Linked DNA regions of Homo sapiens: all the other regions are linked to region 2. A link is a loop called in an ENCODE intact Hi-C map of the cell type or tissue named here. Cell type or tissue: B cell. All regions are shown on one strand. Each heading gives the region's core, and the rest is flanking DNA. Links, peaks and the distances in the headings are about the cores only. Region 1 overlaps RAD51B (RAD51 paralog B). Region 2 overlaps RAD51B (RAD51 paralog B). Region 3 overlaps RAD51B (RAD51 paralog B).

The links. Hi-C counts contacts between places; a loop is a spot of excess contacts. Peaks named below come from ENCODE experiments on the same cell type or tissue, not always from the same donor. Only the 100,000 strongest peaks of a DNase experiment are listed, where the experiment ranks them.
Region 1: a loop joins it to region 2, with 2.3 times the contacts of the local background. A loop is called at or near these places in 6 of 110 quality-filtered maps.
Region 3: it touches region 2 in a loop (2.3-fold over the local background); 2 of 110 quality-filtered maps call a loop at or near these places.

Annotation. Positions count from the first base shown.
Region 1 is chr14:68,472,051-68,480,050 of GRCh38, reverse strand. It overlaps RAD51B (RAD51 paralog B), which reads right to left. Exons shown (of 11, transcript NM_133510.4): 11 at 1,958-2,403. The coding sequence ends at 2,387. Among named protein-coding and RNA genes, the nearest start is that of RAD51B-AS1, 210 kb to the left of the region's middle. RefSeq lists enhancers at 3,492-3,711, 2,708-3,907. In B cell, for the core only: no CTCF peak of the experiment used is centred there; DNase peaks (open chromatin) are centred at 2,690 and 3,360; H3K4me3 peaks cover 956 bases; H3K27ac peaks cover 4,188 bases.
Region 2 is chr14:68,264,907-68,272,906 of GRCh38, reverse strand. The region is part of intron 7 of RAD51B (RAD51 paralog B); the gene reads right to left. Among named protein-coding and RNA genes, the nearest start is that of RAD51B-AS1, 420 kb to the left of the region's middle. RefSeq lists enhancers at 3,857-4,036, 4,187-4,336, 4,687-4,806. In B cell, for the core only: no CTCF peak of the experiment used is centred there; DNase peaks (open chromatin) are centred at 4,506 and 5,736; H3K4me3 peaks cover 1,448 bases; H3K27ac peaks cover 5,000 bases.
Region 3 is chr14:68,323,608-68,331,607 of GRCh38, reverse strand. All of the region lies in intron 8 of RAD51B (RAD51 paralog B), which reads right to left. Among named protein-coding and RNA genes, the nearest start is that of RAD51B-AS1, 360 kb to the left of the region's middle. In B cell, for the core only: no CTCF peak of the experiment used is centred there; DNase peaks (open chromatin) are centred at 4,137 and 5,847; H3K4me3 peaks cover 695 bases; H3K27ac peaks cover 2,781 bases.

The DNA.
Region 1 (8,000 bases), core at 1,400-6,399, 210 kb before region 2:
AAAGCATAAAAATTTATTTAACGTAAGTTTTATGTGACATGAGAACCTTTAGAAATGAAGACCTGGCTGGGCGCGGTGGCTCATGCCTGTAATCCCAGAACTTTAGGAGGCTGAGCTGGGAAGGTGGCTTGAGCCTGGAAGATCACTTGAGCCCAGGAGTTCAAGACCAGCCTGGGCAACACAGTAGAGACTCTGTCTCTACAAAAAATAAAAAATTAGCCAGGTGTGGTGATGCCCATCTGTGGTCCCAGCTACTTCGGAGGCTGAGGTTGGAGTATTGCTTGAGCCTGGGAGGTTGAGGCTGCAGTGAGCTGTGATAGCACTGCTGTACTCCAGACTGGGAGACAGAGTGAGACTCTGGCAAAAAAAAAAAAAAAAAAAAAGAAGAATAAGAAGAAAGACCACCCCCAAACCAGGGAAATCTGTGTATTTTTATGCTTAAGTTTGATGAAGAGTAGACAGTCAGGCAGAAGTATGATTGGAGGACTAAAGAGTATGATCTAATGGGAATAAACTGGGGGAAATTTAGCAAGGCCTGTTTGTTCAGATTCTTCTCTGTCCCTGTGTCTTCAGAGATAAGGACATTCCTTTCCTCTGGGTAGAGAGTGAACACTTCAGGAATGAACATTTTACAACCTGCTTCAGGAGAGGAGGGGTGAGGGGAAGGTGACAACGGCCTTCCTGCCTCTGCTGTTTTTTCAAGGCCAACGTGCCGGATTTTGGAGTACTGTATCCTGAACCCTACCTCCAACTTCTCAAATAGTCCCTTGATGTCTGAAATTAACCAATTCATGTCATAAGAATCCACAGGAAATGTATATTTCCTGATTAAATACGAAAACTCACCTTGGTTTTCACCAACATTCTATTGAACATCCCAAGTTCTCAAAATGTACCTCACTCAGAGGGAGACACATGGTCACAGCCTGGGACATCTTCCTGCTCTGCCTCTTCCAGGTCTACCCAAATCCTTCTTGCCTTCCGATGCACAGCACACCAATACCTTCCCTGATTCACTCCAGCTGAATAAGATGCTCTTCCTATTGCCCTTGCTGCCCGGGGCTTGGATGTGATTCTGCTTTATATTATAGTTAATAGTTTGTAAGTCTTTTCCCATTCCTTGGAGTACATTTTTGGAGGGCAGGCACACACTGAGCTTTGTTTTCAAGCTTTACCTGAGCACTTGGTATGCGCTCAACAAATACTGAGTCGTTAAAGGACTCAGTCTTTCTTCATCAATCTTCATCAATCTGCACCTACTTGGTGCACAGCACTCTGTTGGGCACTCATAGGAGACATGAAATAGGATGAGACTTGATTCTAGCCCTCAATGCACTAAAAATCTCTGATGGAGGAGCAGGTACAAAGTGATTCTACAGAGGACAGCTTGAGGTCACTAACAACCTGGGTAAGATAGGTCACAAGGCCAAAGGCTGGAAAGATTTAATGCCTGGCTTTGAAGGGGCTAAAGCCCCCAGACCTTGCCCTGAACCCAGTCTGATGCTTCAATCAGAGCCTCATGGCAGTAGGAGTGTGTAGGCTGGGTGTTCTACTGGAAACGACTAAATTATCCTACGGGTCACCAATTGATTTATTTGCTAATTGACTGGCCCAGCTTTGGGCTTTAAATCTAAAGAAATCATTTCATCCTTTATTAAATACTGCATGAGTCTCAGTCTTTGTTCTGCAGGGCTATACACAATATACCAATAAAACTTGAATTTACACTACAATAGTTATGCCACTAATGACCTTCAAATGCCACTAATACCATACATGCTCCACTTCTCGGCTGGATCTGAACCTGTCAGTGAATTCTGAGCCCATCGACCTCCCTCTGACACAGAGTCGACCCCCTTGCCCATGCCCGCCCCCAGCCTCCCACATCATTCCATGATTTCATTTCTGAATCGGTTACTATTTGGAGACCCCAATTCCTTTACACCTACTCTTTTTATCTGGTAGACAATACTTTATTCGGAAATGTTCCCTCCTGTAATTACAAATCTTGTTAGTCATCCTCCTCCTCTCCCCAGGAGGATTGTGGGCTTTAATTAATTAATGTGGTTAAACCGCTTTGAGGTGCCTGGTTGAAAGGTGCTATATAAGTGCAAATTATTATTATGGCTGTTGACATCCCATGGCGGCAAAGCCCTCAGCCCTACACATCTAGAGACCTGAACAAAGGCTTCTTCATCTTCACCTTCCCTGCTAGGTCTGAAATCGCTAGCTCAATGGTTTAGGAGCAAATCTGTTACCATCTCAACAGCAATCAACTAATTAATCCCCATTATGTCAGCTTCCGTTTCCTTCTTCCAAGCAGTACGGTCCTGTTTTATTTCACAAATCACACCCCCATCAACTCTAGACAAAGGTCACAGTATCCCTATGGCTTCTCTTGGCCTAAAGGAAAAAAAAAAAAAAGAGAAAGTTTGAAAAAAAAAAATTGTTATGAAATGCACTAACTTCCCACCAGCAACCTAAATGGAACTTTCCTCCAACAGCAGTCCTCTTTCATACGTATTGCCCACAGAGCCACTGGCCTTGCAAACCAGAGATCCAGAAACACAGCGGAAGTGTGGGTTAGGGTCCCGCAGCCCTGGCTTGACTAAGGATAGCTATAGACAAAAGGGGAGTGTCGCTGCACTGGGTGGGAAGAGGTCATCCACAGAAGCAAGCACCCCTCTTCAGCTTTCTCTATGACCCCCAAGTTTCCCCTGAGAAAGCCAGCTGCCATCTGTAGCCAGGAAGCCCTCACAAAGGCAGGGGACCATGATTTAGATGTTTTGTGCTATATCTAGCACACCACAGTCCTTAACAAATGCCCAATACTTCCACTATGATGGTAGCCATTGAAAGCAGCCCTGTGGGGGAGACTTGGCCTCGCATAGGGACGCGGCTGACCAAAACACTCCTTACAAGGTTGTGCCTCACACCCTTTGTTCCAGTGGATGTGGGCAAGCCTCAGGGGGTCATGTCTTCATCTGCCTTCATTTATCCTCCCTATTGAAGGGCTCCTTCAGGACACTGGTCAGCCTCTGTGGGAAATGATTTGGAGAGCAACAAAAGAACCTGGGCTCTCTGGGAGGGCTTCAGAATTCAGTAAACATCTGGACATGGAAGGCCAGGTTCTCAAGCAGTCTAGCTGGGGAGATGTCAAAAGAGAGAAAGAGCTGTGTCTGCAATGCAAGCCCTTAGTTCTGTGGCGACATTTGTTGTAGAAAGACACAGACACCCCAGTAGGTAGATAGGAAGATTTTTCAAAAGCTCCTCTATTTGTCGGGTTTTGTGAGTTCAGTGCACTGTTTGTCAGTTCTCATGGCATGTGTGAGGAAACAGAAGTTTCGCATGGCTGGCGAGCAGCATGTGATGGGTGTTCTGACTCTGTGTGAGCTATGAATAACCTGAGGTTGCATAAGCCTGTCCTGGTAGTTGCTGTTAAGCTGTCTGTTATCCTTGAAGTTTGTAAAGCCCTCATGGGTCAAGATGACTTACTGGATTCTCACCCACGAGCACATTTTAATTGACAAAAAAATTAAGCACTAAGTGGCGAAATGATTTACACTTCATCGGTGAAATTCAGGATCTGAACTCTTGACTCTCAACGTTGCCTTTATTGTTGAGTCAATCCATTTAGAACACATTAGTCAGCATGACTCAACATTCACTACTAATCAGCATTAGTGATGGAACTAATCAGCATTCCCCAGTGTCCCTGAATCTATCCTCAAATAGCAAAAGAAATTGGCTTCTGTCAAGAGACAATGGAATGCGGTTTTTGTCAGTATTCACAAGCTGAAATCCAGTCCAAGTCCCACGTACTCTCAAGAACCTACCTCAGTCATCCTACTTGGAATAAGTCTATTCCCTTTATCCTTCTATATTCCACTGTTTGAACCTTGGTAATAGGTATCACAGTTGGCTTTTGATTAAACTTATTTAACTACATCTCTCCTAACTAGATTCTGGGCTACTAAAAGGAAGGGACCTTTTTTTTTTTTTTTTCAGCCTTATATCTCTTGACCCCTGAGCACCATGCTTTGTGAACAATAGATGCTCAACAAATATTTGCTGAACTGAACTCACTGAAATGCAGCTTAAATCATATTCCAGAAAGAACATGAAGTTCTTTGGAAGAGACTTTCAAAGAAAATCAACAACCTGAATTGATTTAACATATTTTGGTACTGTTACCTGGCCATTTTTGCAAATGCAAATTGTTAACTCTGCAAAGATAGCCAAGTGGCTTCCAGGTTCTAAAAGAGAAATGTAAATCCAGTCTAACTATAGTCCAGGCCTTGGAATAAAGTTTTTCTCAATAATGTTATTTCAACTGATATTTTGTTTCATTTTTTTTTTAAAAGTGGAGGTAGGAAAAAACATTTTGGAAAAAAAAAAGTGTTTGGTCTATGACTTTGGACCCAAGTTCATGCCCTGCCTTGTGCTATAAGCAATAGTAGCTCTCATTGAAGTTTCTTTCCTGGATACTGCATAAAAGCAAAACACATACTAAAGTTCCTTCCTGAAGGAGATTCTGTTTTGGGTGGGCAGAACAAGATTTTTGGGTGCTGATCCTTGGTGAAGTGATACCCTTTCTCTTCTACTTTAGAGTCTGGAACCAAAGAGGGTCCTGATGGCACTTTTCAATACATACAATATTTATGCTGCATTTTAAGAGTATAACTCTATTATGCAACAAGCCCAGCCCTTACGTCTGTACTATTGCACCTAATCTCTGCAACTGGGCTCTTCAGAAAGGGCTGTGTCACCGAATATTCATTTTCTTTTCTCATGATAACAGAAATCCCGAAATTTAGCTGGGTATATGGCCACCCAGATTAATGACTATATTTTTAGCCTTTCTGATCATATATTTACAGACTGGCCAACATCATATAAACAGAAATAATGTGTATAACTTCTGGTTAATGTCCTTAAGGGATGGGGGATGCTTTCTCTCCCACCACCATTCTCTATCTCATGCACATCCTGCTACTGGGATGGAGGGCATGATGCTGAACCATTCTGGACCATGGTAACGGCAACATCCTAGGTGTGACAGAGCAAAAAGTCAATGGCCTGGGCTCTTCGATAGACATGTAGAGCTAAGCTGCCAAACCAGCTCTGGACTGCATTCCTCCTCGGCACTACAGGAGGAAGCAGTACATCTCTATCATGTATACCACTGTTAGTTTAGGTTATAGTTACACCTGGCCAAACTTATAATCTAACTGCACTCAGGGACTTCGTTGAAGGATTATTGTATCAGTATGACCAATCCATTTTAGCTTAGAATTTCCAGATTCAAATTTCAGGACAGGCCTGAAGTATCTCAACAGAGGCTCATGAAGCCTGAGAGGTAAGTTGTCACAGGGGCTTCCCTGATGGAAGATGAGAGGGCCCAAACCCACTTCGGATTTTCTAAAATCTTAGGAGCCCAGGCTGAGGGCTTAGAAATGGCTACAAACCCAATTTTGAGGCAGTGAACATTACTTTACCTTTCTGGAACTCAGTTTCCTCAAGTGAGAATCAGGGTGATGGATGAGATTAAAAGCTCACTTTCTGGGAACTATTATATAGTTAACTTTAGGGAAATGAAGAATTTTTTTAAGATAGAGAGAGATGGGGTTTTGCTCTGTCACTCAGGCTAGAGTGCAGTGCATCCCTAAAGAAGGCATGAGAAGACTGCCTATGGAAAGATGACAACAAACTTAACGATTATACGAGGCTGCAGAGAAATTGGTCTACTATCTCCAGAACGAGTATAAATTGGTAAAAGTCTTTGGAGAGCAATTTGGGAAGATATAGTAAATGGAAACGTGTAGACACTCTGACCAGCCATTCCATTTTTTATATATACCTAGTGAAACTCTCATACCTAAACATCAAGAAGCACAGGTAATAAAATTGTTACAAATAATCAAAATTTCCATAAGTAGGGGAGTGGGTAGCATGTGGTACATTCACACACTGAATGGATGTGGATATCTAAGGTGAAAGAATGTGACCTGTGTATCACGTGGCCTGTGTATCATGTGACCTGTGTATCACATGGCTATATTACAAAAACAGTGTTAAGCAACAAAAGCAAGTTGTGAAATCGTGTACAATAAATCATTTATGCAAATTTCAGAATGCACTCAAAATCAATCATTATACTATGTGTGGATTCACATATATGTAGAAAAGTTTTTAAGAATGGAGAGGAAAGATGTAGACCAAACTCTGGAGAGTTTCCACTTTTGTGGAGGAATGTGGGATAAGGAGGGAATGGACCAGGAATAGGTACAAAGGAGTCCTAAAGTTTGTCAAGTTTCATTCCTGTAAATAAAAAAAAAATCTGAAACAAATGGGACAAAATTTTAGTATTTATTTGGGGTGTTAGATTCACCTGTTTTCTTTTATGATTTTCTGTACTGTTCTGTATTTAAAATTTTTTTTCATATATTATAAAATATTTCCAAATATTGTAAAATCTCTCTTCAAGGCTGATTGCCAGAAAAAAAAAGTAAACAAAGCAGAGAGCCTGTGTGAGAAGATGTCATGGAGGGAGGGGATGTAAAGTGAATGTGCACAGGGGAGAAGAGAACTGAACAGATACGAGTCCTTCCTCTCCTTTCTCATCTCCCTGGGAGGTCCCACACTAAGAGGCAGGCAGAAGCAGCAAAGGAGAGCGCCTTGGCCTAGACAAACTTTCCGAGGCTGCAGTGGCACCTGGCAGGCTGGGGACAATGTGACAGGCCTGCTTTGCCTTCTTCTCCATGACCTCTGGGAGAGGAGTTCACTCTCTTTGCTCCATTGAGTTCCAGGGCTCTTTGCCCAGGCTCCTACAAGAATGCCAGGCTGTGCCAGGTGCGGAGGTGGTATTTACCATGCAGATACCTCTGTACCTGGATGGAAATAAATTGAGAATCTTCTGGGTCACTTTGAGTCCAGCAGCATAAAACATTTTGATAGGTTACTGATTCAAACTGAAATCTGATGAACTCAAGTGGTGGTATTTGGGGGGACATTTTTGTCAATAAATCATCCAGCTGGCTCAGTGACTAAAAAAATGGGGTGGGAAAACTTAACGCAAGTTTGTGACAAGGGAACAAACAGAAGAGATTAATGCCTGTCCTGATACATTTCAAAAGGTGATCAAACTGTTCTTGATTGCAAAAGCAAAGCAAGAAAGATGAGGCACATAGCTTTCCAGCTCTAAAAAAGATCGCTGTTGCTTTGTTTTCTGTTTTCTTCTGCCACCCTATGCCAAGTGGTTGGAGATATGGGAAACTAATTTCATCTCCAGCACCTTCTCCGGACCTGTCTCAGGGTGCCCTGGTCTCCCCAGCTCCCGCTCATTCAAACCTACACTAATAGACGACAGCCCCAGGATCCAAATTAAACCTGTCATACCTGACTTTGATTTTGCAAAAATGATATAAAAAACACACTTCTGTCTTACTGAGGAACTAAGCCACTATCTTCTGTCCTGTTCCAAACAACCTGGCTTTTCTTTTACAAATCCTCCCCAGATCCCTGAGGAAAGGAGTAACGGGGAGGCTGTGCTAGATCAACCCTTCATTCCCCTGGACCTCCCCTTCCTTAGGTTCTGTTTCACCAAGTCCGCAGGTGTTTGTGCCTATGAGCCCCTGAAAACTAGGAGGGCTCCCGGAGAGCTGGGACCTGGGTTTTCCTCTAGGCCTCCTGCAGCGCCAGCAACACAGCCCAGCTGCTTTCAATGACAGAATCTTTATTCTTGGCCTTGAGTCCCAGCTGTGTTCTGGGTGGCACAACATTCGGGGCTTGCTAAGGGAACAAAGGACATGACCAGAGGAGAGGTGGGTCAACCTGGAGCTCACTGTAAACTCCCTTTCCTTTCTGCTGCCAGATGCTTCTGTGGGCACACACCATTAAAGCTGATTCCCAGAACCAACTCCTGCTCTTACCTCTCCACTAGGCCCCAGCACACTTGAGCATCACTCTAAGAGGCTAGCCAAACTGCTGAGCTTTTTCAC
Region 2 (8,000 bases), core at 1,550-6,549:
CGAGACCATCCTGGCTAACACGGTGAAACCCCATCTCTACTAAAAATACAAAAAATTAGCCAGGCAAGGTGGTGGGCACCTGTAGTCCCAGCTACTGGGGAGGCTGAGGCAGGAGAATGGTGTGAACCCGGGGGCAGAGCCTGCAGTGAGCCGAGATCACGCCACTGCACTATAGCCTGGGTGACAGAGAGAGACTCCATCTCAAAAAAAAAAAAAAAAAAAAAAAAAAAAAAAAAAAAAATATATATATATATATATATATATATATATAAAGTGTTTATAAACAAAATACCATGGTAATAGAACATTTCAATTTTTTATACAGAAAACATAATAATAAGTATTATTGAGTACTTCCAAAGTGCTCTTTACATGTAGTATCTCATTTAATCTTCACAAAGCCCTAAGGTATAGGATCATTCTATTTGTCATATACATTTATTTATTTACAAAGATGGAAAATAAGATATGGCAACATTGAATAATTTGGTCAGGGTCATACAGCAGAATGGAGCAAGGATTCATAACTGGGTCGTCCACTTAGTGGGTGTGGTTCTCAGCGGCAGCGAAGTGTCTTGCTGAGAGTCACACAGCAAATGAGAAATAGAGCCAGGAAGAGGCATCTCTTGTCTTTTACTATAAGTCTGCAGAAGGAAGTGGAAGCCAATGAAACCCTTGAGACATTATAATCTCCCCTAAGTACAGCCACTACAGCCAATTCCATTAGCTCCAAACCAGCTGAGCAAATGCCTGAGTTATATTAAGCCCCCACAGTGATCACGTGGTGAAGAAATGCCTCTGTGCAACTGCATCCAAAAATTAGAAATTAAGTTCTGAAATCATAACAGAACTGTTGGTGACAGGGCAAAAAGTGTGGCACACAAAAATTGCTTGCTGTTTCATTTTCGAGTTGAAACAAGTATCTCACAAAGATAACTTCATGCATTTGCCTTACTTCCCCCTGGAGAAAGGAGAACAAAAAGAAAATGGCAAATTTGGGAGGCTCCCAGAGTTCTAATAAAGTTGTCCTTCATTTATTGTCAAGGCCACCATTTATTGAGCAATTACTATGATGTGTGAGCAATAAAGCTAAGCACCTTTCAAACATTATCATCATCGTCATCTTCAATTAATTAGTCCCTTGTTACGAGTTGATCAGTCTGCTAAGCACTACGCAGAGATTACCTCCTTTAATCCTGGCCACTCTCCTGTGAGGCAGGCCATAGTATTTTATACCCATTTGACAGGTAAAGAAAATGAGCTTAGAGGGCTTCTAAAAATTGTATAAGGTAATGGGAGAGCCATAACTGGAAGCTAAAGCCCAGAACCCATATCCATTGGACGATAAAGCCTTGTTTCTTACCTACCATGCTGTATTGCCTATTTATCTTTTTTTTTTATCTTCACAACACACTTTCAAGGTGCTATAATATTCATTTTATAGATGAGAAAAATGAGTCTCAGAGAGGTTAAATCACTTTCTAAAGACACACAGCTGGTAAGCAGCAAAGCTGGGATTCAAACCCAGGCTTGTTTTACTCCAAAGCCCAAGCTTTTCATCACTACACTACAGTATCTGTCTTTTCACTAGGATGTCAGTGCATTCATTTAATAAATATTTATCAAAGCCTTACTATGCACCAAGCACTGCTGTAGGCACTTGGGATACAATGTGAATAAAACAGATAGAAATCCTTCCCTGTAGTTTACATTCTAGTGGTGGGAGGCAGACAATAAACGTAATAAATGACAAATGATACAGTATGTTAGAAAGTGATCATTACTATGGGAAACAAACTAGGGTAAGGGAGATTTAGCTTAAGGTGTGGGAATAGGTTGCAATTTTAAACAAAATGGGCGACAGAGGCTTCATGGGAAAAAGAAATATGAACATAGAGTTAATGAAGCAGAGGACAGTACACATATGAATATTCAGTCAATTCTATAACTCTTCAACAGAAATCTGTAAAGAGAAATCCTTTAACATCTTATCTCATGTACAAATATCAAGGAAGCAGAAAAGTTAAAAAGCCAAGGGCCTGGGCTTTATCCCCTAACTTGCAAAAATGCATACTGCAAGGAGATAAAAAAAAATACACACATAGCTCATCTGCCATAAAAGATGGAAATGGTAAGGTTGGTAGCTGTATCTAGGCAAAGAAAAAAAAGAGACAGAGAGAGAGCTAAATATTTTACCTATCAAGAATTAGCTCCCAAAGTCAGTGGCGTTTCCCAGGCAATCTGGGTGATGTCTTCATCAAGCTCTCAGTCTACAGATGTTAACATTATAAAACTATTCCCATAAAATTACACTGCATAACAGCCGAAGACTGGCTGAACCCCTGTGACCCAAATGTGCTATCTCCAGAAAAACCAACAAGGCAAGCTATATTACACTTTCCATGAGTACACAAAGCCTAGACTATTCTGAGTAAAAGTTCATTACTTGGAGAGTTCAGCCTAAGACTGTGGGAAATTACAGAAATAATCTCTTCATCCAAATAAAAAAAGAACTCCTCTATTAGGAAAGATCCTGAAAATGTATCCCTCTATTCCAGACTCTCTAATAAGGAAAAATTAAGGCTAGACACTGAATTTTGGTGCTTTGCCTCCTCTATGAATGGCCTTCAGTGAACCATCTGCTCCTTACAGGTCACAAACAAATTTTATTGGCCATATCTGAGGATATAGCAACATATATTCTACAGGGCTTCTCCTGTTTTGGGCTGGATCGCAGGGCATGTAACAAACTAAAGGAATTGAAGAAGCAGAACTGCCTAGTGAGACTAATGGAAGTTAAGGTTGCAAAGTTATCGCAAAGTTATTCTTAGGGTTAGTATTAGTAAAGTATTACATGACTACCTGAAATGTATTTCTATTTTTGATTTCCTTGTTGACCCTTTGGAAAAAGAGGGTGGTTCTATAGTAGCTGTTTCCAATTGGCAGTTGTGCATGACCAGAAGCTTCAGATCAAGTGAGTCAACCAGGACCTCAATCCAAGGCCTGTGTTCCACTACTGGACAACAGCCCTTTTCATGGTACAGATTCCGCAAAAGAGAGACAAAGGAAGAGAGGGAAGCAAAAGCCAGGAGAGAGGTAAATAACTTCCAATTCAATCCCTCATTGAGTCCACATGTGTTTACTGAGCAACCGCTGGGGAACAGGCGTTGTTCCAGCTTCTGGGTAACAACAGAGAACCAGACTAAGACAACCTCTTTCTGCCCTTGTAGAGTGAGACCCCCTAGTCAGGGTCCAACAGTAAACAAGAAAACCAGGAAATGAGCAGGCAATTTCAGATATGATGAGTGATGTGAGGAAATAAAATATCGGGTGTAGATACTGATAGGACAGTCAGGGGAGTCCTGTCTGAGACAGGACATTCAGGCTGAGATCTGAGTGACGATCCTGCGGTAGCACAGGGTTCAGGGCAGGGTCCCAGGCAGGGGAGATGTGTAGAAAGGTCCTAAAGAGAAAGATGCTTACGATGCCCTGGGAACCCAGAGTAGATCAGCATGGCTGGAATTACTGCAAGAGGTGGTCAGAGCAGTGGGCAGGGCTGAGTCAGGCAGTGCCTTGGAGGCTGGCACCCAGCCTTGGGTTTGGTTGCAAGAGTGTGGGAGACCACTGGTGGCTCTGAAGCAGGAGACTGACATGATCTGGTTTATGTTTTAAAATGTGCTGATTGTGAGGAGTCAAACACCAACATTTAATCCTCCCATGAAGGCACAGCTTTTGTGTTCTTTGTAACACGCTTAAAATATTCATGAGTGCTCAATTCCTCTTGGCTGGGGGGAAAAAAGAAATTATATACCAAAGCTCTTCTTCTTCAGGCCACTGAGTGTTGGGAGAAGCAGAGAGACAGAAACACTGGGCCCCAAAGACATGCTGGCAGGGGGGCCCATCTTCTCAGGGTGGCCAAGGGTGGCGCCTGAGGGGAGAAGGTGTCTGATCACACTGTGGCTGCTATAGTTGAATCTGAACAGTAGCAGTGGCACCAAAGCAGAATATTTCTGGTTGGAAACACTTTCAAATGGAATTCCAGTTCATCTAAGGCAGGATGTGGTCTCATTCTATCAGTCAGTAAGTACTTATTACATCTCTACTAAATGCAGTCTAGGAACAAACAAAGATGAAAAAGTGAATGCTGTGTAAATTAAAGATGCTCTGTGCCTTTGAGGATTTGAAAGTCTCATGGAGAAGATAAGACAAAAGAGGGAAAATATCCACAGTGGTATACACAGCTATCTTCACATATATGTAGATATTTAGAGATAGAGCTAAAACCCAGATCTTTTGATTCCTAGTTCATCACTATCTCAGGTGAACAAATCCACAAAGCCCATAGTTTATGATTCTAATTGTGATGAGATGTGAACAGACATTTTGCCAGGAATCCGTAACTCCCACTATTACCCCCTATAAGACAAAGGTCATCCACAAACAGCCACTTGGCAGAATCCACTTCAGCAAACTCAATCTCTTCCAACCCACCACCAGTTTCACTTCCCTGTGGGGAAGATACAAAATGTACATGGGAGGAAGTGAGAGTGACGTGCTGGTGATCAGTTGTCTTTTCTGAAAAAGTGCAATCTACACAATGATATGTATGTATACACAGAGGCAAATGGCTGCATGATGTGTATGTATGTGTGTATGTGCACACATACATGCATTTTAATAGCTCATTCAAGAAAAATAAGCAGGACCTGGATATGTTAGGTGTCTGAAGTGATAGTTCCCAGAATGGTAGGACAAAATTGACCTGGCTTCTCTAGCCAGCAGGAAATGCAATTCTCTTCCTGCTGCTCAAGGAGAAATGTTAGAACTCCATCAGAGGCTTTATGTTAGTCTCTCCTAGCCACTCTATTCCTAATAAAAATGGCATTTAGGTCACTTACTTAAAACAACAGTGATTTATAACTGCAGCTGAGAACTGCATGGAAGTCTGCAGCACATTATTTGACATCTGAAAAGTTTGGTTTTATCTGTGTAAAATGAGAACCATAAAACTGACAATCCCAGAATCAGGACAGGGAAGCTTCAGCATGAAATAAATTGTTTAATTATGACAGAGCATGGTGAAAACAGCAGCCACTAACATTTTTATATGATATTCATACACAAAGTGATACGATTAATCTGATGTTAACTCAGATATATCAGCCCAATAGATTATAATCCTCTATTGTGAGCTAGAGAGACATAAAATGAAGTTATGGGCCCATAAGCAAAATATTTTTAAAATAAATTCCCTTATGGGTTTGAGGACCCTCCTTCAAGGGTCTCTATACATACTATGGGAGTTCTGGCATAATCCCTCTACAAAGTGGCCCATATCTAGAAGTACTGGTCTTTTTATTAATATTAGTGTTTGCCAAATAACCAATCAAACCTTACACACAAATTCTTTCATTTGAAAGAATTCTAGAAGACTAATTCTTTCATTTGACTCTCCCAGTGGTAAACATGTTCTCTTTGACATCATCTCTTTGATGTTAAATGAAATGACATTAAAGTAAGTTTCTAGATTTGCATAAAGGAATTTTTTTCATATAATACCATATGTATTTGTCTTACCCCAGTTGTGCAAATTGAGGTATGTTTTTAATATCTGCGGTTGTCACGGTTTTCCTATTATTAGGGCTACTCTGGGGATTTGAATCAGCTGGATTGTTCACCTTCAGAGCTCAAAACCAAAAGAGCAAGAATTTCCAAAGAGCAAAAAAGTATCGTCTTTGCGGAAAGCACAATACTCTTCCCCTTTTCGAGTTGCTTTTTACCTATCTGAAGAACACCAGGCCATCAGAGGCAATGCACTGGGTTAGACTTACAAGTCAACTTTTCAGGAGAAACAGCACCTAGAGAGAGCTCGAGGTTTGGTCTCCGACTTTAGAGCTGATTCAGAATTCTGATTCTGTTTTCCTAGAAGATGAGCCCCACATCTCTGTAACTTTTTGCGTAATGTATAGAACTACATAAATAATTGGTGTGCTGATATTTGTGATAAAACAATAATGTTTATATATTTTTACAGCACTTTACAAAGTGTTTTCATATTTATTACACATTTGAGGCACAGCCTTGTAAGGTTGGTACTACTATCATCCCTATTTTATAGAGATATCAGAGTCACCAGGAATACATGTAATTTGTCAAAAGACACTCAGCTCTTAAGTAGTAGAGTCAGAATTTGATCTCATAGTCTGTCCTCTATTGATTTGTACCTCATTCCCTCTGATAACTTTGCTTAGATCAAAAAGCCATCGCCCTTCCAGGGAAATGTTGGGGCTTAGAACAGGATACCCCCAAATATGGCACCCTGGCATACCAAGCATTTTAAGCTAAAGGACATTGGAAAACCACAGAAACAGGAAGGTCACTCTCTGACCTTCTCTTGCCTTTCCCTCTGAAGCAGGCCATAAAATAATTTTCTGACCTATCTTCCCTAAAAGTAGGCCTTAAGATCTTCATTCCAGAGGGGTCCTACCCTATACTTGGAAGCCATTCGAACAAACAGGGCTTGCAAAGTTCTCCCTAGTTGATTACCATTAGATGATACTCTGTGGTGCTCCAATCATACTTCTGTATGACTATCCATATAAATACACAGTTTTCCCTGGGTCTTTGGGTCATTTCTAAGGGCTTCAGTGTCACATAAAACTCTGTTAAATAAATTTGTTATGCTTTTTGCTTGTTACTCTGCCTTTGCTATAGGGTTCAGTAATGAACCTTGCAATAGGTGAGAAAAAGACATTACTTCTTCTAACCCTACAGCTCCTGGTGCCCAAACAGGAACCTAAAGCCTACCCCCAACAGTGCAAACACCAATCACTTGCCAGGCAAGGACTGCTCAGGGGTAGGGATACAAATAAAGAACAAATTTGATGGGAACATCCATCTATAAACCCAGTGCATGCACTTAATCCAATTTAGTAGTGCTACACCTTATTAAATGTCCATTTCCAATGCTGCTACATTTATAATTCATGTTATAAATGAGCACAATTATATTTATATCTCTCTCAAAATGCCAACCATCTACTAGAGTGAATTGTTTTCTTCCTCTGTGCTACTTGATTCATACCAACAGAATAGCATTTATCATATTATTATATTATACAGTTAGTTATGTTATTTTTATTTTTTATTTTTTAAGACAGAGTCTCACTCTGTTGCCCAGGCAGGAGTGCAGTGGTATGTGATCTCAGCTCATTGCAACCTCCGCCTCCTGGGTTCAAGTGATTCTCCTGCCTCAGCCTCCCGAGCAGCTGGGATTACAGGCACATGCCACCACGCCCAGCTAATTTTTGTATTTTATTAGTAGAAATGGGGTTTTACCATATTGGCCAGGCTGGTCTTGAACTCCTGACCTCAGGTGTTCCACCTGCCTCAGCCTCCCAAAGTGCTAGGATTACAGGTGTGAGCCACCGCGCCTGGCCGACAGTTAGTTATTTTTATACCAGTCTGCCCCACTGGTCTGGGAGCATCTTAAAAACAAGAACCATGTCCCATTCATTTTGAACATAGCACCTGGTATGCCTTAGATCCCAAGGAAATGATTGCTGAATACTCACTAGGGGACCTAACATTTATTTGTGATATACTTAGCCATAAATGAGTAATAAATCTTAAGAGACCAAACTTTACTAAGGCCAAATCACTGTTTGAAACATACAGTAACTCTGCTATTATAATTCTAGTTCTGAATCCAGTTTAAGAATTCTGTCTAAACTACTGATAAATGTTTATCGTAAGTTGATAAGGGTCTATTCACTCCAGACATCAAGGTAATAGTAAGCCCTAATGGTAAAGTGAATTGGATACAGGATAGGAAGCCAAAATCTAAGATTATCCTACTCATTCCAAGACATCTGGTCACTTGATCAGTATTCTACCTAAGCCACTTGACCTAGATTATACCACTTATTTCACATTAAACCCTGTGGGAAGTATTATATGCTATTTCAGAGGCAGAGTTCCCTATTCCATGTTTTTCTGCT
Region 3 (8,000 bases), core at 1,886-6,885, 58 kb before region 2:
CAGTTGTGGAGCTAATTAGTAGATATGTGGATGCATGAAAACTATAGTCACAGGAGCTTGTACTTACACAAAACATCCTGACTTGCCACATAGTAGAACTCAACAAAATGGCCCAACTAGTACAGAAAGATGTGGAGCAACATATGGACTTTTTTTTTTTTAAACTTTAAGTTTTAAATAAGTATAGATCCATTGAAACCACAATAATGCCAACACCATTGCTTTTTTTTTTTTTTTTTTGAGACAGAGTCTCGTTCTGTAGCCCAGGCTGGAGTGCAGTGGCATGATCTTGGCTCATTGCAACCTCTGCCTCCCAGGTCCTGGTTCAAGCAATTCTCCTGCCTCAGCCTCCCGAGTAGCTAGGATTATAGGCACGCGCCACCATGCCCAGCTAATTTTTGTATTTTTAGTAGAGACGGGGTTTCACCCTGTTAGCCAGGCTGGTCTTGAACTCCTGACCTCATGATCTACCCGCCTTGGCCTTCCAAAGTGCTGGGATTACAGGCGTGAGCCACCGCGCCCGGCCAGCTATTGTTCTTTAGAATAGCTTTTCCATGTATAAACCTAGAATTGTTTTTAAAACTATATTTTAAAAGTAAAATATAGTTTTCTGAGTCTTGGTTTGTATTCTCTGGATCCAAAATTATGCCAATTAAGTTGCAGTAGGAAATATGCCACATACATACTAGAGCTGACATTAAATGCTCCTGATTCCATATGGAACACTTAATTCTACCCCTCCAAACACACTGTCACCAATACTAAACTGTCCCATGATTTGCCTCACTTATCTTATCTAGTTAATGAAGAAACTAACTGTGAATTGCTAATGGCTATACTGAAAGAGTAGAAAATAAAAATCCTATATTTTATTATTACTTTAATGCTAGTATTCCTTTGTTTTTGTTTTGATTTTTTTCTGATATGCTGTTTGTCTATATACAATATTTGCTTCTTCAAAGGCATGTTATGAATGTTGGAAGTAACTCCTGGGCAGAATGACACCTAAGGCAAACCAGCCAGTGTTTCCTCATCTTACCTTTTAAGACATACAGCAAGTGGTTCCACACTCTTTTGATAAGTACATCCTCAATCTGGTAATCATAGAATCTTAGTGAAGAAAAATCTTAAAGGTCATCTAGTCCAATGTCACACCCAGTACAAGAATCCTATTTGCTTGAAAAAATCCTTCCTTTGTAAAAATGAAATGTCTAAGGCAATTTTCTCTTAATATACTCAGTGGAAGGGGGAAACATCTGGACACCTTTTTCTTTATAAGAACTCTTTCTATACTTAAACACCATTTATTTTCTTCCTTCAATCTTCTTTTCTTTTAGTTAAATAGCCTACTTTCATCGCTCTTCAGAGATGTGATTTTCCATGCTTTTAATCATTTCAATTGCTTTCCACATCCTCTGAACATGCAGAAGCACAACCTAGGCATGGCAGCTGAATGAGAGCTTTGCTAGTATCTTATTAATGCTGAATATGGTGACTCAGTTTTTAATGCCAGGCTCTTGTTAACGTAGCCTAGCATCATGTTAGATTTTGGAGTGTTTTTTTCTTTAACATAATTGACTCTTTACTTCAAATTTTCATGCTATCAATTTTTTTTTTTTTTTTTTTGAGACAGAGTCTCGGTCTGTTGCCCAGGCTGGAGTGCTGTGGCACGATCTCGGCTCACTGCACACTCCACCTCCTGGGTTCATGCCTTTCTCCTGCCTCAGCCTCCCGAGTAGCTGGGACTACAGGTGTGCAGCGCCATGCCCAGCCCATTTTTTCGTACTTTTAGTAGAGACGGGGTTTCACCATGTTGGTCAGGATGGTCTCGATCTCCTGACCTCGTGATCCACCTGCCTCGGCCTCCCAAAGTGCTGGGATTATAGGCGTGAGCCACCGGGCCCGGCCCAAAAAATATTTTTAACATTAACTTATTTAAAATAAAAATCCTCAGATTATTTAAGATGATCTTTTTAAAGGTAAAAACCAGCCTCTACAGGGTTTTAGCAATATTTAATTACAGATACCACACACAGTTGGTAATACACCCTATTATTGGTCCCAAGTTTCCAGAATTCTGTATGTATATTATCATGCTCTCTGGAACCAAAGAAAAGGAAAGGTACCTTCTGTAGATTTCTGGAATTCTTAGCTGAAGCTGACATTCCTATCTTTTTAGTAGCTTGTAGCCTCCATGGGGCTGTGGATCCCAGAAGTTGTTGAATTCTCAGATGTGCTGGTATTTGACTCAGGAGTTTGGGTTATAAGTGACAGAGTGCACATTCAAATTGACATAATAAGCCTGGGTGTGGTAGCTCATGCCTGTAATTCCAGCACTTTGGGAGGCTAAGGCAGGAGGATGGCTTGAGGCCAGGAGTTTGAGACCAGATTGGGCAACATAGTGAGACCCCATCTCTACAAAAAATAAAAAATTAGCTGGATGTGGTGGCATACACCTCTTGTCTTAGCTACTTGGGAAGCTAAGGTGGGAGGATCACTTGAGCCTAGGAGTGTGAAGTTATAGTGTGCTATGATCATGCCACTGCACTCCAGCCTGGGCAACAGCAAAAGACCCTGTCTCAAAAAATATATACATAAATAAAAATAAAAAGTGACATAATATACAAAATAACTGGTAGGGCTGGGGATAGATTTAACGGGTTGTATGACCAAGGTAGCTGAACTTGAGTGGTCAAATGATGATGAGAACCAGTCTCTCTCCATCTTTCAGCTCTTCCTTGCAGTGTGTTGTTAGTCTTAGGCAGGCTTCTCCAAAGTGGTGGCTACAGGCTTTCACTGTACCAATTTAGTGACCCTAGCTTACAGAGGCTCCTCTTCCCCAGAAGGCTCGGCCAAATTCTTATGGTTGGATTCTCACATGCTCAGCTTCGGTTACATATTCATTTCTAAACCAAGCACTGAAACTCGTTTGGTCTGACCCAAGTTCAGAGACAACCTCTAGAGTTGGAGGATGGGGTCAGTTCCATGTGAACCACATAGATGGAGAAGAAAAATTGAAGTTCTGTTTCCAAAAGCCAGGGGAGCTGGACAGGGGAGAACACAGGGTTCTTCTATTCATAGCTCCCTCAGTGTCTCCTCATGGCTGTCAAGGAATCCACAAATGGTATAGTCCATTATATGGAGTATGGAATCACTAAAGGCTTGAAGAACAAATCCACTGGCTAGCTTTGTGACTACTGGCTCATTACCAGCACAAGACCTTAAACACTTAAGGACAATGGAAGCACTGCCTAGCAATGCACAGGAGAAAAGTTTGTTGGGTTGAAATGAAAGGAGGGGTGGAGAAAGGGTTAAGAAGATACAGTACTTTCTGTGTAATTTCAGGGAGCAAAACCTAAGAATTAGAGAAATTGTTCCCATAGATCTAAGAAAAAGCATATATTTAAAGCCTGTAATGAGCATTTCTTTGTGTCCTGGTTCAGTAATGTTCTGATCAAAATTTTGCAGTGACTTTAGGGCAGCTTAGTAAAACAGGCAGAGTGGCAATAGAACAAGGCTGCATAAAGGTACCTGAGGTATATAGGAAGGGAAGAAGGGACAGAGGGTTCCATAGGGAAGTGAGTGCCTATGGGACTCTAGGCAGAGGTAGGTTAGCTGTTCCAGTAAATCACCTACCTTTTGACAGTGATTTAAAGGGTTTCTTGCTGAATGATAGTAAAATAAATACGTATTAGTGAATAACTAGAAGACAAAATCCTATTCTGAAACACAAATACTGTGCTGAAATGTACCAGGATCGTGTTTACTAAGGCACAGTGATTAAATTTTAAATTCCAGTTTATTTTTCCTTTTATAGTCACAGATATTCCTTTGTACTTATAAGTTGACTTTAATTTATGAATATTATATACTTTTTTTTAATAATACCTTCTCGAAGATTAATATCTACTCATAATGGTTAGAACTTGAAATAATTACAGTCTGTTTACCTTTGGCTCCTTGTTGAATCTTAAGTTAATTATAAAAATATTTGTAAGAAATAAAAATAACCTCATTGGGTAATATGGTCATTGATATTAAAAGCAAAAGGGAACCAGGAAATTTAGTTGGATTCCCAGAGGAGTCTTTGGCTGAGAAAGGTTTGGGAAGCACCACACTAGCTAGATGCCTCCAAGCGTAATATACTCTTGGCCTAAGCGTAGAAGGAGAAAGCAGTAGACAGAAAAAGGGGAAATGGAACAACTCTTTGTTAAAAAAAAAAAAACAACAAAAAAAAACAAACTGAAGAATAGCATTTTTATTCTCTGTGTGCTCTGGAGGAAATTTATACACAATCCCTCACCCCTCTCCACCAAAAAAATGTGGCGGGAGGTCAAACTAATGACACTGAGAAAAATATCTGACATCATCAGATTGATAGTTTAAGAACTATGGCAGAAATACTTTAAATCTATTAAAATTTTAGTTTTCTAAAACAGATAAAATTAAGATACACACCCTTACCTCTAAAATCAAGTGTGAAACATGTTTGCTGGATATCTTCCTGTGTGCCCCTCTAGATTTACTCACAATCATTCTTCACCTGCTCTCTGCCCTGGGACCTGGCCTGTGTGTGTCACATCAACAGGACTCTCCTGGGTTGGGCCACTGGGGTGCACCGGTAGGAGATTTGAAGGAGCAGAGTGATGTTGGGCTATGGACTGGCTGTGCCTCTTGATGGAAGGTCTCAGATCCTGCTAGGCAGTCTTTTCCACACAGCCCCCTCTATCTCCTTGCTTCCAGAAACCAGCCTGTTCCCTCACCTTCTCAATCTAGGGGCACTAATGGAGCCCCACTGTAATTAGCCTCGGAATACTAAAGTGCACCATCTCTTTCCTGATGGCATCCTGGCTGACACAATATGTAATATTTTAGGTTGAAAAAAATGTAATTAGGTTATAGAAAAAGTTCTAGTGGCAACCTGTGCTCATTTTATGTCTACTCCTAACATTTACTACTATTTGTATTAGAGTTGAGTGTGGGCCAAGCCTAGGCATAAGGAGGTTTATAATCAAAAGCCTTTAGTTCTCTGTTCATGATCTAGTCATAGATACAGACTGGGCTGGAAGAAGAACTACTTGGCTTTTATTACATTGACACAAGCCCAACTTTCCTCAAACCCCTACATGTCCTTACAACCTGTCACCCTTTCTTTTTACTGGGTAGTAGTGGGGCAAATAGCACTGTGAGTAAGAGGGTCCAGGATGGTACTAAACACACAGTAAGTTTACTTGGGGAAACATGTTTTACTTAAAGAATAATAACATTGGCCGGGCTTGGTGGCTCATGCCTGTAATCCTAGCACTCTGGGAGGCCGAGGCAGGTGGATCACCTGAGGTCAGGAGTTCAAGACCAGCCTGACCAACATGGAGAAACTCCGTCTCTATTAAAAATACAACATTAGCCGGGTGTGGTGGTGCATGCCTGTAATACCAGCTACTCGGGAGGCTGAGACAGGAGAATTGCTTGAACCTGGGAGGCGAAGGTTGCAGTGAGCCGAGATTGCACCATTGCACTCCAGCCTGGGAAACAAGCGTGAAACTCCGTCTCAAAAAAAAAAAAAAAAAAAGAAAAGAAAAAGAATAACAACATTATTCAATTAGTATTTAATAAAAGATGAAAATAAATTGTTACAACTAAGCACCTCAACAGCAAGAACCATGTCTTACCATTTTTCCATTCCCCAGACCTAGCACAGAGCTTGACACTTAGTAGAGAGCCATTAAAAAACACTCAGATAAATTACAGTGTTAAGTTCTAAGGTACAATAGGATGGTCAGTGCTATGGGTGGTGACAGTTGTGTATACTGAGTGTATATTTATGCCTGGGTTCCCTTTCACTGTTCTTAATAGAACATCATCGATGTCTCCCTTGGTGTGGTATTTAGCCTATTTTGGGTCCTGGAAAGGTTTGGGAAGCACCACGCTAACTAGATGCCTCCAAGTGTAATATACTCTTGGCCTAAGCGTAGAAGGAGAAAGCAGTAGACAGAAAAAGGGGAAATGGAACAACTCTTTTTAAAAAAAAAAAAAATGAGAATGTGATGAAACAATATACCTACACACCAAAAGATAAGTCAAGGACGAAAGATAAAAAAATACTCTTAATCAAGATGTTCTACATCATACTGAAGCAGATATAGTCCCTGTGCAATAAAAGGGCGGGGCATGAAGTACTCTATGAGGAATCTGAAGAAGTTCATTCCAGTTCAGACTTCACAAAAATATAACCTAGAGAAACTTAATTTCTTTATCCAAACCCCCAACTTCTGATAATGGGTACCTATGATGGTGGTTGTTGATAATGATAGCTCTCACTACAGGCCAGGCATTGTGCTAAGTGTTTTACATATTTTAATGCATTTAACCCTCAAAAACATATCTTAACTCACTTAATCCTTATTAGGTAGGTACTACTATTATCCTCATTTTAAACATTAAGAAGTTGGACACAAGGAGGATTAGCAGACTGCTCAAGATCATAAAAGTAGTTAGTGAAGGAGGCAGCATTAGACCCAGGTTGTCCCACTCAAAGGCCTGAGCTCATACCTGCTCCTAACTACCTCACTCCACTAATGGAATTTATTAAAACATACTCGTTGAGGAGCTAATGGAGTGTAAGGCACTGTGTTAGTTGCTGTGGGAGACTCAGAGACATATACAACAGAGTTTTCCCTGAAGAATGCATAAATGCTAGGGGAGGGGATAGCCGGGTAAAGCCTCATTTGCATTAATAATACCACATGGTACAGGTGAGGAATAACTGGGGGTGAGCATCAGCACTACCGAAGTAAAGCATGAGTAGATAAGTCAAAAGCAGCCTAGGAGGTGATATAAACCTCCAGAGAAAAGGATACTTCAACAGGAATCCAGAGACTTTGAAAAACTAATGGTAGGGATGAAAATTTGAAGGAACTAGGTGAAAAAATAGTCACACTCTAGAAAAAAACTTTATATTCAACATTAATATACAACATGAAACACAAAAGTTTCTATCTTAAGTATATTATTTACATAACATAAAAGGAAAAAAGTTCTAGAGAGGTCTTTCAGATCATTAGAAGATGCCACTTGAAAGCCAGAGCACGTGCAGACTGAGCCCCGGCCAGTCCTGGTTCTTGATCTTGTCATGTGCTGGGCTGTGTGCCAGGTGTCAGAGATAAAGAGATAGGGTACCTACCCTCAAGAAGCATACAGTTTATTGGGAAAGACAAACTACTGTGCAATTTACTATAAAATGTTTTGGTGCCCATGACAGCAGGGGATGAATAGAGTCTATGAGATGAGGCCTGGATGGCTCATCAAGTGTCATCCCTGCCCAGATGTGCGGGTTGGGTATAGATGGTTTGTTGAATCTACTTGGGCTCAAATGGTCCATTCTAACACTGAGTGGACTTTAGAATGTAAAACAAGAGATTACTTGAGAACCACCCAAACAGCACTGTAAGTAAACTACATACCATTTATTAATATGCCAGGCACTTATAAAATAAATTATAGCATGTACACCTGTGAGTGTGGCTTTATTTATAATCCTCTAAGAGGTTTAACTTTTTAGAGATTGGAGGTACCTGTCTTAGCTTTTATTCTCAGCTTCTTTCCTACTGTTCTTGGCTGTCTTTTAGCTTCTAAGGACTCACAATGGTATGCCCTGTTCAACAGGTCCGCTGGGCTCTTTCTGCATGCTCTCATGGAATCTGAATATCATGCTTGAAGGTGAAGCTTGAACTCCAGAAAAATGCCTCCACTCCCGCTTCCATTCTCTGTGTGTGAAGCATCAGTGCATCACTTTCTCTGATGCAGGGCTGGGCTTCCCCAGGAGTCTCACTCTGTCATTCAGGCTGGAGTGCAGTGGCACGATCTCAGCTCACTGTAACCTCCGCCTCCCAGGTTCATGCGATTCTCCTGCCTCAGCTTCCGGAGTAGTTGGGATTACAGGTGCCTGCCACCACACCCAGCTAACTGTTTTTCTATTTCTAGTAGAGATGGGGTTTCACCAT